Regions from separate parts of the Homo sapiens genome. Here region 2 is linked to region 1. The links are chromatin loops, found by intact Hi-C in ENCODE. Cell type or tissue: heart left ventricle. All regions are shown on one strand. Links, peaks and the distances in the headings refer to the core of each region. The heading gives the core; the rest is flanking DNA.

Evidence for each region. A loop is a pair of places that touch in the nucleus more often than their neighbours do. Peaks named below come from ENCODE experiments on the same cell type or tissue, not always from the same donor. Only the 100,000 strongest peaks of a DNase experiment are listed, where the experiment ranks them.
Region 2: a loop joins it to region 1, with 7 times the contacts of the local background. A loop is called at or near these places in 3 of 110 quality-filtered maps.

Annotation. Positions count from the first base shown.
Region 1 is chr5:142,451,783-142,454,703 of GRCh38, forward strand. All of the region lies in intron 3 of SPRY4-AS1 (SPRY4 antisense RNA 1), which reads left to right. Among named protein-coding and RNA genes, the nearest start is that of SPRY4-AS1, 130 kb to the left of the region's middle. In heart left ventricle, for the core only: no CTCF peak of the experiment used is centred there; no DNase peak of the experiment used is centred there; H3K27ac peaks cover 351 bases.
Region 2 is chr5:142,513,610-142,516,530 of GRCh38, forward strand. No RefSeq gene overlaps it. Among named protein-coding and RNA genes, the nearest start is that of FGF1, 170 kb to the right of the region's middle. In heart left ventricle, for the core only: no CTCF peak of the experiment used is centred there; no DNase peak of the experiment used is centred there.

The DNA of each region.
Region 1 (2,921 bases), core at 162-2,661:
AGCTGCTCTGGAGGCTGAGGCAGGAGAATCGCATGAACCTGGGAGGTGGAGGTTGCAGTGAGCCAAGATCCTGCCACTGCACTCCAACCTGGGGGACAGAGCGAGACTCCATCTCAAAAAAGAAAAAGGGTTACCAATTTCTCATCTAAGGTAACTTGGGCTCAATATTGAAGAAGTGTTCTCCTGAGGACTCTACTTGATGCTCCGTGTATTAGAAGGTCTTTCCCCTTTGATTGGTTGGAACATGAACTACTCTTGGCCATGTCTTAGCTTTGGGGATTATTCCACCTACTTTATTCCTCCCTGCACTATGGCCTGGAAACTCTATCCAGACAGTGAGCTGGGGCGCTCTCAGGGCTCACCTAATTTGTTTTCTTTTCTCAGGGGATCATTTGTCTTGTGCTTTGTCTAAAAACTTGTCCAATGTCTAAAAACTGTTGTTTCATAAATTGCGTGTGCTTTTCTAGTTATTTAAGGTAGGAGAATAAATCACCCTCTGTTATTCCATTATGGCTGAAAGCTAACATTCCTCACCTTTTTTTTTTTTTTTTTTAACTTTTTGTCCTCTTCTGATTACAAAAGTGGTATGTGTTCCTAACCTACTGGCTTCTCTGCCACAGTGGATCTGATTGGCCACCCCAGCTTTTTGCAGTTACTCCACATTTTTTTTTGAGACAGAGTCTGGCTCTGTCACCCAAGGCTGGAGTGCAATGGCACAATCTTAGCTCAATGCAACCTTCGCCTCCCGGGTTCAAGCGATTCTCCTGCCTCAACCTCCCAAGTAGCTGCTACAGGTGCAGGCCACCATGCACCACTGATTTTTGTATTTTTTAGTAGAGACAGGGTTTCACCACATTGGCCAGGCTGGTCTCGAAATCCTGACCTCAGGTGATCTCCCCGCCTTGGCCTCCCAAAGTGCTCGGGTTACCGGTGTGAGCCACTGCGCCCGGCTACTTTTATGATATCTCTTCCATCTGCAATCTCTTTATTTTATCTGTTCTTTGTTGGTTTTGTCCTTTTTATCTGCCTTAAATATTAGGATATCAGGTAGTAATAATCCCAGTTTCTCACCATTCCTCCATTCTCCTATAGCTTCAACCTCCATGTGGATGGGGATCCCTAGGGATTTAAAGTATACTTTTCAGTTGTTCAGTCCTAAATTGAAATCTCGGTTGTACTATTTGTTATGACATGGGCAGACTCAGGTTTTCTGGAGTTGAGAATAATCTAACATTTTTGTGCTCTTAATACATACCTGGGCTGGGCACAGTGGCTCACACCTGTAATCCTAGCAATTTGGGGGGCCGAGGCGGGGGATCACCTGAGGTCAGGAGTTCGAGACCAGCCTGGCCAACATGGTGAAACCCCGTCTCTACTAAAAATATAAAAAATCAGTGGGGTGTGGTGGCAGATGCCTGTAATCCAAGCTACTCAGGAGGCTGAGGCAGGAGAAGCATTTGAACCCGGGAGGCAGAGGTTGCAGTGAGTCAGGATGGTGCCATTGCACTCCAGCTTGGGCAACAAGAGTGAAACTCTGTCTCAAAAACAAAAAACAAACAAAAAAAGCCATACCTGATGATGGGCTCTATACATCACACATATCTCTAATCCTCCACAGCAACTCTGTGAGGGAGGTACTTTTGTTGTTCCTAGTTTATAATGGAGAAAACTGAGATTCAAATAAGTTAGGTTACGTGGCTCAGGTGGACAAGCTAGAATTTGGACCCAGGATTTTCTGATGAGACCGGGCTGACCAGCTGTCCTTTCTCCCTAAGATCTTCTTGATCTGATCTTCTGTCTTGGCACTGAAAAGTCCTGCTTGCTGGGAAACCCCTCAGTCCTGGAAAAACTGGGGTAGTTCACCAGCGCAGTAAATTGCCCTGTTCTGCCGGGATCGCTTCCCTATATCCACTTCATACTTTGTACAATTTAAACTCTAAATGCATGTTGAGCAGTTTGTATGGTGCCTGACACACAGTAAACGCTTAAAAGTGCAAGCTGTTATTACTGTTCCTGTTTCTAACCCTTCTGAATATAAGTGGTGAACATTTGTTAGTCTTTCTGATGACCCAATATCTGAACATTATTCTATGTGTTGGGAATCTTGCACCTTATGGGACTGAACGCACTTCCCACTCCAGAGTAATCCTTCCCATACTGGCAGCGAGAATGCAGGCATGTGGCTCAGGCCCCACCTGTCAGAAGCCCGTGCTCTGATCCCGATTAGAATCGGGGCCCACACAGATCTCTCCTGGTGAGGATGACAGTGGCAGGATTCTGGAAGCAGAGCCCAAGCCAGGGCTGTGAGCTAGAGTCAGTTTCCAGCGGTATCAACAAGGGGCTCCTCACTGGCTGAGGTCCGGAATGAATTCGATGTTTGCTCCTGGCTGTAAAGGGGCCAACCTTGGTTCTCTGGCTGTTCTGGAAATTACAAGAATTGCCAGATATCCTCTAGTAATTTCCTCTTGTGCTTGAATTAGCCTGAGTTGCTTTCATTTCTCTACAACCAAGTGCACTGATGGATACATATACCATCTGGATATTGTGGGCACTTCAAACTTAATGCATCCCAAATAGAATTCATTGCCTTTCCTCAGAGACTGCCATCTCTCGTATTCTTGGTCACAAGCACAGGTCCTCAGCATTTGCTGGATTTGTGAAATTAAAAACTATAGTCACCTTCAACTCCTCCTTCCTAAACCTCCAGCTCTCAGCATTTATCAAGAAAGGGTCGACCCCTTCTGGGTTTCCCTCTCTGTCTTCTCTGCTGTTGCTTTCACCCAGGCCCTCTTGCCTTGAACGTGGCACAGCCTCGGATCTGGTCATCTTTTTGCCATTCTTCTGCAGAGATGAAGAGCAGGAAACAGAGAAGGTCCAGCGTCACTTGTGAGGGCCAAAGATGAGGACAAAATAGAAAAGAA
Region 2 (2,921 bases), core at 93-2,592, 62 kb after region 1:
GATCTGTCCATTCTGCCATTCTCTATCTATAGCTGTTTCTCTTAGGTTTGTCCTCTCATGTCACAGGATGACTGCATTAACCAAGGGTATCATCTCAATAGTCAAAAAGACCAGAAGAGGGAATGAGCCTCTTTTCCTTTTTAAGAGCAAAATGAGTTTCTTAGCAGACTTTCCTTCCTGTCCCCTTGGCCAGAGTTGTAACACATACTTATTCCTAAAACACTCACTGGCAAGCGGAATCCTCCTCTATTTGGCTTTGACTAATAACAGTTCATCTCCTGGGATGAGAGAGGGGCCTAACTTCCCCCAACACACCTAGCCTCCAGATACATGCGTCAGTTGGAAGCTGTTAGGTTGACATCTACAAGCTCTACTATAAAATGAAAGGCCTTCTGACTATAGCGCTTTTTAGAGCACAGATCACCCTGTTAGCAGGTGATGGACTTGGAGAAATCCTTAGACACCCAATTAAGTAAACTTTAAGGCCACATTAACAAAAGCAGAGTGTCATAGGAAAGTGGAGAAAATGGGATAAAAATAGAAGTAAAAGGGGAAAGAGGAAGTATGAAGTATTCATGGTCCGTGATGATAGAACTTCATCTAAAAGAATTAAGTGTCGCATAGCTTCTTTGTTCATTGACCTCAGTTGTCCTCTATTTATTGGGGCTGTGTTGTTAAGTTTAAACAATGCTCACTGAACATCTACTTCATACTAGATTCTGGTCCAGAATTTTGTTTTCCCAAGCAGCGTTTCACTCAATCATGTCTGTTATTCATTCTCAAAAATTTCTAGAAAAGGAGATGCTGTCATTAACCTTATAGCCCTTAGTCTGTGACTTCAAGGAAGACTTTTTGCCTCGGAAATACCTAAGAGAAGAGTAAACCCTTTGGGTCTCTGCATACAATTTCTCTGGAGACCAATCTTTGACAGCCTATGGCCTGACCAAATGTATTTTCTCAGGATATCACAAGGGATACTTTAGTTTTCAGTATTTAACACTAATGAGATATTCTCATCTCTTTGTTTTCTTTGGTGCTATTTTCATGGCAGATTTATTAAGAAAAAGTACAACCACATTATCTCCTGGCTGCTGAAAACATTTGGTATCAATATAGCATTCTACCTTTGTTATGATCGGTATCTCCATTCCTCTATGAGTAAATACTACTACTCATATTTTGCTTTAACCAAATCCTATAGGAGTTAGTCCTCATAAAAATATTTTTATTCCTGCTTCCCACCATCTTTCTTTGAAAAGACTGGTGACCTAAACTATTCCCCCTCTTTCCATGCATCACAGTGAGAAGCAGCTCACTGTGCACTGGTATCAACTTGCCTCAGTCTGGTGAGACAGAACACCCGTACATACAATGAGTTACACAGAGTGGGTTTATTACTTTTGGATAGGCAGCAAGGGACAGCAGAAGCCTAGGATTCAGGGTGAGACAGTCCCCCAAGGCTCAGGAAAACTGTCCGGGGCAGTTGGGGTCTCAACTGCACATGCCCCACTTGGATAATAGCTGAGGGACCCCAGAAAACAGCTCACCCTGGTTTCATACACAGAGGTCACATGATTCACTGGTATAAAGCATTGAAGGACATCCTGTTTCTAAGTGGGGACTGGAACAGAGCCTGGCTGTTCTAGCCAGCTCACTCTTATCTCAGAATGTTGAATTCTCAGCCCATCCTACAGTTATTCATGAGAACTACAAGTGAGAAAAGGGAGAGAACCGGGTCAGTCCAAGGACACCTGGAAAACTGTCCTACACCCAGGACTGTAATGGACTATGTCAGTCTTACCTAATAACAACTTTGTTATTTTTTTTTATTTTTGTTCATTTTTGTTTTTATTGTTTAATTATTAAATACTTCAGCCTACACAAACAATACAACAGACATCCATTTACTCATCACTCACATTAACAACTGTGTTAACATTTTGTCATATTCACTTCAGATCTTTATTTATTTATTTATTTATTTTATTATTATTACACTTTAAGTTTTAGGGTACATGTGCACAATGTGCAGGTTTGTTACATATGTATACATGCGCCATGTTGGTGTGCTGCACCCATCAACTAGTCATTTAGCATTAGGTATATCTCCTAATGCTATCCCTCCCCCCTCCCCCTACCCCACAACAGTCCCCAGAGTGTGATGTTCCACTTCCTGTGTCCATGTGTTCTCATTGTTCAATTACCACCTATGAGTGAGAACGTGCAGTGTTTGGTTTTTTGTCCTTGCAGCACTATTCACAATAGCGAAGACTTGGAACCAATCCAAATGTCCAACAACGATAGACTGGATTAAGAAAATGTGGCACATATACACCATGGAATACTATGCAGCCATAAAAAAATGAAGAGTTCATGTCCTTTGTAGGGACATGGATGAAACTGGAAATCCTCTTTCTCAGATCTTTATTTTTTAAGGCAAGAAACATTATAGCTAAAGTCCTTTCCTCCATCCCCAGAATAAACCGTTAACTGAAAGTTGATGTGTGATATGATTTGGATCTACGTCCCCACCCAAATTTTATGTGGAACTGTAATCCCCACATGTTGAAGGTGGGACCTGGTGGGAGGTGATTGGATCATGGGGGTGGATTTCCCCCTTGCTGTTCTCGTGATAGTGAGTTCTCATGAGATCTGATGGTTTAAAAGTGTGTGGTACTTCCCCCACCTTCCTCCTCTGCCATGGAAAGATGTGCTTACTTCCCCTTCACCTTCTGCCATGAATGCAAGTTTCCTGAGGCCTCCTAACCAGGCTTTCTGTTAAGCCTACAAAACTGTGAGTCAATTAAACCTCTTTTCTTCATAAATTACCCAGTCATAGGTAGTTCTTTATAGCAGTGTGAGAACAGACCAACACAGAAAATTGGTACCGGGAAAGTGGGACATTGCTATAAAGATACCTG